Regions from separate parts of the Homo sapiens genome. Here region 2 is linked to region 1. The links are chromatin contacts, found by Hi-C or POLR2A ChIA-PET in ENCODE. All regions are on one chromosome and are shown on one strand. Each heading gives the region's core, a stretch centred on a gene start or an enhancer-like site at or near the end of the contact. The rest is flanking DNA. Distances are from core to core; before and after follow the strand shown. Region 1 overlaps GRIA1 (glutamate ionotropic receptor AMPA type subunit 1). Region 2 overlaps GRIA1 (glutamate ionotropic receptor AMPA type subunit 1).

What was found. A loop is a pair of places that touch in the nucleus more often than their neighbours do. ChIA-PET counts read pairs that join two places held with the same protein, here RNA polymerase II (POLR2A). Pooled maps may share reads with other maps.
Region 2: a loop to region 1 is called in a map of endothelial cell of umbilical vein, with 5 times the contacts of the local background. The contact joins two enhancer-like sites. A Hi-C loop is called at or near these places in 5 of 168 maps with a recorded cell type or tissue (MCF 10A, PC-9, endothelial cell of hepatic sinusoid and 2 more) and 4 of 50 pooled maps. POLR2A ChIA-PET finds 5 or more read pairs at or near these places in 3 of 52 experiments (AG04450, IMR-90 and OCI-LY7).

The regions. Positions count from the first base shown.
Region 1 is chr5:153,550,329-153,553,341 of GRCh38, forward strand. The region is part of intron 2 of GRIA1 (glutamate ionotropic receptor AMPA type subunit 1); the gene reads left to right. Among named protein-coding and RNA genes, the nearest start is that of GRIA1, 61 kb to the left of the region's middle. Within about 2 kb of position 1,388, at least 7 of the 41 ENCODE cell types and tissues checked have a DNase peak (open chromatin) inside an H3K27ac peak, as active enhancers do; they include IMR-90 and endothelial cell of umbilical vein, where a contact is called at or near this core.
Region 2 is chr5:153,618,490-153,621,502 of GRCh38, forward strand. All of the region lies in intron 2 of GRIA1 (glutamate ionotropic receptor AMPA type subunit 1), which reads left to right. Among named protein-coding and RNA genes, the nearest start is that of GRIA1, 130 kb to the left of the region's middle. Within about 2 kb of position 1,387, at least 2 of the 41 ENCODE cell types and tissues checked have a DNase peak (open chromatin) inside an H3K27ac peak, as active enhancers do; they include IMR-90 and endothelial cell of umbilical vein, where a contact is called at or near this core.

The sequences.
Region 1 (3,013 bases), core at 138-2,637:
AGGGGTGAATGGGAGAGGCTAACAGTAGAGGCAGGCATTGGGGTGGGCTTTAAAAGATGAAAAAAAAAATTAAGGCAGGGTAGGAGCAGAAGCACTCAGATAAGGAAAAAATGGCACAACTGGTTGGATGAATTGTTACTATTATTGCTTGAATGGCACAACTGGTTGGATGAATTGTTACTATTATTGTACCTATTCTAATAGGTACAATTGTTAAGGTAAAGGAAAAAACCATATTTGCAACTAGAACCAAATCAACTACTGCTAGAAAATTTAAAATCTTCCTTCAATATCAAGGTAGAAAAAGCTTAGCATCTTCATTTTGCTACTAACATTCTGACCTTGGACAAATAACTTTACCTGTTCCTCAGCTAAAATGAGGATGTAAATCCTAACCTGTCTATCTTAATAGGATGTTGTAAGAATTAACTGAAATAATGTACAGTCTGCCTCACAATCATCTGGACGGCTTGAGAAAGCACAGATTGCCAGATCCCACCCCCAGAGGTTCTAATTCAGTAGGTCTGGGGTTGGACCCAAGAATTTATATTCTTTTTTATTATGATGATGATTATTATACTTTAAGTTTTAGGGTACATGTGCACAATGTGCAGGTTAGTTACATATGTATACAATGAATTTATATTCTTAACAAGCTCTCAAGTGATGCTGATATAGCTGGTCTGGGGATTACAGTAAGAAAACCACTGCTTTAGGTCAATGCAGTTTTTTTTAAAAGCTATTATTCATAACTGGCTCAAGAGTCATGTAAGTGTTGATTATGTTTTATTATGTGTCTAGACCCTTAATAGACTACTCAGGATATGCACAAATAGAAGATGTAATATTTTCTGTAGCATTCCCTACACCAAATCGGCCTTGCTCGGTCATGCATAGTTAATGTATGTGTTGATTTTATTTGTCTTCGTGTGGCTTCTAGTCTCACTAGAAAGACATACATTTATTTGAATGTTGTAGAATGATATTATTCATTGGAATAAAATCGGATCTTTTTACAGTTTTTTTTGTTTGTTTGTTTCTTAATGAGCAGGCCTATGATTCCTAAAGGACTTTTTATTTTATTTCATTTGAACCTTTGATAGAAACTGCATCTTTCATGTGACCACTCTCCATTTTTCTGCTCATATGACCACATTTCCCAGTAGTCTTTAAAGGCTCCAGTTTGGATGGGATTTCGATTAATGGAAGAGAACAGATAGCTCTGTAAATAGAGCCAGATGTCTCTTGCAATATCTGAAATGAACTGTCTCAACCATCAGAACTGTAAATCACCTTCAGAAGGCTCCTTCTCCCAGGAGTAGTCTTTGCATTATTCATAGCCCTTTTGCTGTAGTACATTCTTGTCTCATGAAGATTACAGCCAATCACTATGCTTTCATAGCCCATCCTCCTCCCTGAACCCCTGCTTTCATGCTGTGTCATAGCCTTGGCACTCTGTTCTTTGAACTTCTTTGAGGAGTAGTGTTTTCCAGGACCTAGCTTCAGTTATGCCAAGAGTGTTTCCTTTCTGTGATCATGATACATTGTAAAGTATGTGGTTCCTTTTTCAAAGGGAAAATACTATAGTCACCCTAATTCCTTCAAGAAAGAAGGCAGAGAAAGCCCCCCCTCATCCTCTCCGAAGCAGTCACATGCTCTATTCAGAATGAATCATCACTTTGGAATTGTCTGCCAGTGTTTTGTGGGGTGAGGCTCAGACTCTTTCTATGGGTAGATCTGTAGGCCTGTTTTCTCTGCACCAGAGGTCCCAAACTGGTGTTCTATGGATTGCATCCAGTGATTTTATGTGTAGCATAACTTTTTAAGAGGAAGAGAGAAGAAAATTGACTTTGCGATCAACATTACAAAAAAACATCATGAGACTTTGAATAGAAATTTGGATTTTCAGCAAAAAAAAAGAAAAAAAAAAAGAAGAAGGTTTGGCAGTACTGGACTCCCATCTTTAAGGGTAACAGCCGAATGCTGGCCACGTCCTGTAAGAACCCACACTCTCCAGTTTGCTGCTGTCCATACCAGCTTGTGTGACTCCTTTACATTACCTGCTTGACTCCTAAAGGTATTTCAATTAGTGGCCTGTTTTTGCTCTTTTTGGCAAGTTCACAGACTTACAGAGTTTGAAAGCTAAAGGAGTCCCTGAGAACAAGGATTTTCTAATGTTACTTCACATCAAAATCACCTATACCCTATAACCAGGCTGCATCCAGTACCAATTAAATAAGAATCTCTGGGGAGGACCAAGCTGTCAGGATTTTTTTTTTTAATTCCCCAGATGATTCCAGTATACAGATCAGTTCATCTAAGAACCAGTACCTTGGAAGAATACTACTCAGAATTTATTGTGCATACAAATCACCTGGAGATTTGTTAAAATGCAGATTCTGTGGGGGCAGGGTCTAAGGTTTAGCATTTCTTACAAGCCAATGCTTCTGGTCCCCCAATCATATTTTGCATAGCAAAGCCTAAGAGATCTTCTGGTCTGTCCTTTTTCATAAGTTCAAAGAGATGTCAAAATGAAGCTTTCCTTGTTAAGTATCTAAGCTTAGGATGAATTATTTATTTATTTCTCCAGCTTTTCTTTTCCAAACAACCTTTTTCTGTAGAAACAGGGTCTTGCTATGTTGCCCTGGCTGGTTTCAAACTCTTGGCCTCAAGCAATACTCCCACCTTAGCCTCCCAAAGTGCCAGGATTACAGGCATGAGTCACTGCATCTAGCCAGAGTTTGCTTTTAAAAGCATAAATGACAGTGGTGTCAAGGATATTCCTGTGGAAAGTAGTTTTTCCTCTTATTTACTTACATTCCAACATTCCTTCTTAACTAAAAGAGAAAGAAGTGGGTCTTCAGCCAAAAGAACATTATTTCACCCTGGTGATGCTCATGGGATTCCCATTTTATGATGGTAGATGTGTTACTGGTGGTGAATCCATACAGGTCTGCAGCAACCTCAATTCTTGCCTCCTCAAAAGAAAGAATTCGAATGAGAGGCATAAGAC
Region 2 (3,013 bases), core at 137-2,636, 68 kb after region 1:
TGGGTGTAGACTGGAGGAGTGGGCAATGCCTGCTGACAGAAAGAGGAGTGACAGCTGACAAGGAGGGAAGGCCCAATGGAGACTTCAGGCTCACCACGTATGGAGCAGTCTGGGGACCGAAACAAAGAAATGAAAACAAACAGAGCACCCTACCACCTCAAGAATCCCTAAGGGAGTTATAATATGCACAAATGCTCATGATTATTAACTAGGAACCAGTTATTCTATGCCTGCTATGAGCCAGGATTCATTCCAGGAAATTAAAGAGAATAGAAAGAAGTATAAAATACAGTGCCTAGGTCTGCAAGTATTTATTACCTGTGACACTACTATGTTGGCCAAGGAGAAGTTCTGTATATTATGCTCTTTTTATAAAAGCAGAAGCATGTATAGAAACTATTAGGATATTTTTCTTCAAAATGTTTAAAATTCTTTAGCTGCTTACAAGAGAAATTTATTTAGTACTACTTTCTCAAAGATCCCATTTCCTGACAATGCTAATAATGGAGGCATTTCAAGATAATGACCTCATAAAATTCACACAACTGTCTGTCTGTGCAGACTTAGATAGCACAGTCATGACCTCACTTAGGTCAGGGACAGATCTTAGCTTGATAGGGCAATGGTCAGAAATGCAGTTTGGTTTAAACAGTTTTTTCCTCTTCTCTGTTGACTCATTTAATGAAAGAAAGTGTCTCATTCAACCTGCATATTTTTTTCAAAGATTCCACAATGATGGGGCCATGTCTCCTATGAGTTATTATACAAAATGGACACTGAGTCCTGAGGTACATTAGGAAGCCCCAAACTTATCCTTGTATTTAATTCATTTGAACATTTTGGATATTTTATTTTATCAAGCCAGTCATTTCGAGTTGAGAAGTCCGAAGATCTTACTCATTTTAGAAAGACTAGGTTAGGGCATTTTCTCTGGGGAAAGACCTCTTCTGTAAGGGAACTTCAAGAAAGGGAGCAGATGGGCTCTGTGTCTACTGAGAGACAGGAGGATAATCAGGCAGTGACATAGCCCATGGTACTGGAGAGAAAGACAAATCGCTATCCACATAATGGAAGGCATGGGGTAGGGTGAGCCAAATGGAAGGCTTATAAAGGCAGCAAGCAATGAGGACTAGCCATTTATTTAAAATGGAAAAGGGACAAGGTATCTTTATCCCACTTTATCCCACTGTCCAACAAAATTATTTTAAAAAAAAGAGAGAGAGAGAGAGAAGATGAAGAAATTAAGAGTGGGAAAATACTACTACAACCGTTTGGCCTTTCTGGCCTCTTAAAATCTGAGGCAGGTCAGGGAAAACATGGCAAGAACACTAAACTTAAAGAGTCAGGAAATGGATGCTCAAGTGTTGTTGCTGCCTCTGACTCAGCCTTACTGTGTGACCTTGAGGACAATATTTCCCCAAACTCCACCCCAGAGCACTTACCGCTTCCCTGTAGATAAATATAAGGAAGTTAGAACAAGTCTCTACAGTTCTTTCCATTCCTGACATTCTAGGCTTTTATAATGAGCTAAAACAAGAAGCTTGTTTTTTAATGTGTGACACACCATGAAATGTATACAGAGAAGTGACCTATAAATTCTGATTAAGTGTGAATTAGATGCAAATACAAAATGCAAGATTAGAGTGAAAAGCATTACCCCTCTGTAGGTCAGGAAGTATAATGTGGTTTCTTTGCACTATGAATAATGAATATTGTACATGCCGAAATGAGCACTGGAAAACATAGAAGGAACTAGATGCTCTTCTAGAATGGGCTTTCTTCCCTTTGGGATAGACTTTTTTTTTTTTTCCTATTTTTGCACCCATGCTTAGAGAGGACACAAACATCTCTGAGATTCTACTTGAGACAATGCGACAAGCACTTAAAGGAACACCAAATCATTTGAGTGCACAGGCAATGACACCATCTGTAGACTTATCTGATCCAGAGAACCTGAGGTGGAGCCTATAGCCTCTGGTCAGTTGGAAGCGGTGGGGAAATCTCAAGAACACTTGTCCTGAGAGAAAGAAAACTTTATCTGCTTGTTACACATGAGCCTGAGCTGAGGAAATAGACCTGGATCCAGGGAATTCGTGTTTACTGGGTGCCACAACTTGTGTTAGCACTTGACATGATTTCTTCTATTTAAATATTAGACTAAAAACACTCTATCAGACTAGGGTTTTAAAATACTATTTCATTTTTTTGGTACCTATTTATAAAATGGGGAAACTGAGTCTTGGGGGATATTAAGGTCTTATAGACTGTAAATGGTATAATCCAAGGTTGAAAGGTTTCCTGACTCTAATGCTGGTTCTCTTTCACAATACCTCATTGCCTTCTGGAAGTTGTAGTTCCTACCCTAGTTCTGCCTTTATTTGGCTGTGGTAATCAAAACAAATCACTTAAGTTCTTGAATCTCATTTTGTTCTTCTGTTAAATATCACAAAACCAACCAACCAACCAAAACAGTGAGAATATAGCTTTGTTATGCTTCCATGATTTGTGGATGGTCTTCACAGGCAACAATTAATTCATGAGGAATGATGCCCACTGCTGTCATGCAACATAGTGGCCCTGGATTTTAAGGAATCCATGTATTAATACATGCAACCTGAAATCACATATGTAAATTGTATTATATACTTGCATATCTATATTGTTTTAGAGAAGAGGCTAAAGCTTTCTTGAGAGGCTTTCTGTGGCATCTATATCCCCAAATTCCTAAAAATCATTAGGTTCTTGGCAGCTCATTAAGTGATTAGTAGGTCTCCTTATGATGTGTTATAACTCAAAACATCAGTAACCATCTGAAAGAAATTAAGGTTTAGGACAGGCATGGTGGTACACACCTGTAATCCCAGCATTTGGGGAGGTAAAGATGGCAGTATCGCTTGAGGCCAAGAGTTTAAGAACAGCCTGAGCAACACAGTGAGACCCTATCTTTACAAAAAATTTAAAATTGTTATTAAAAGAAATTAAAGTTTAGTACATGAAAGCAGCTGAAACTCAG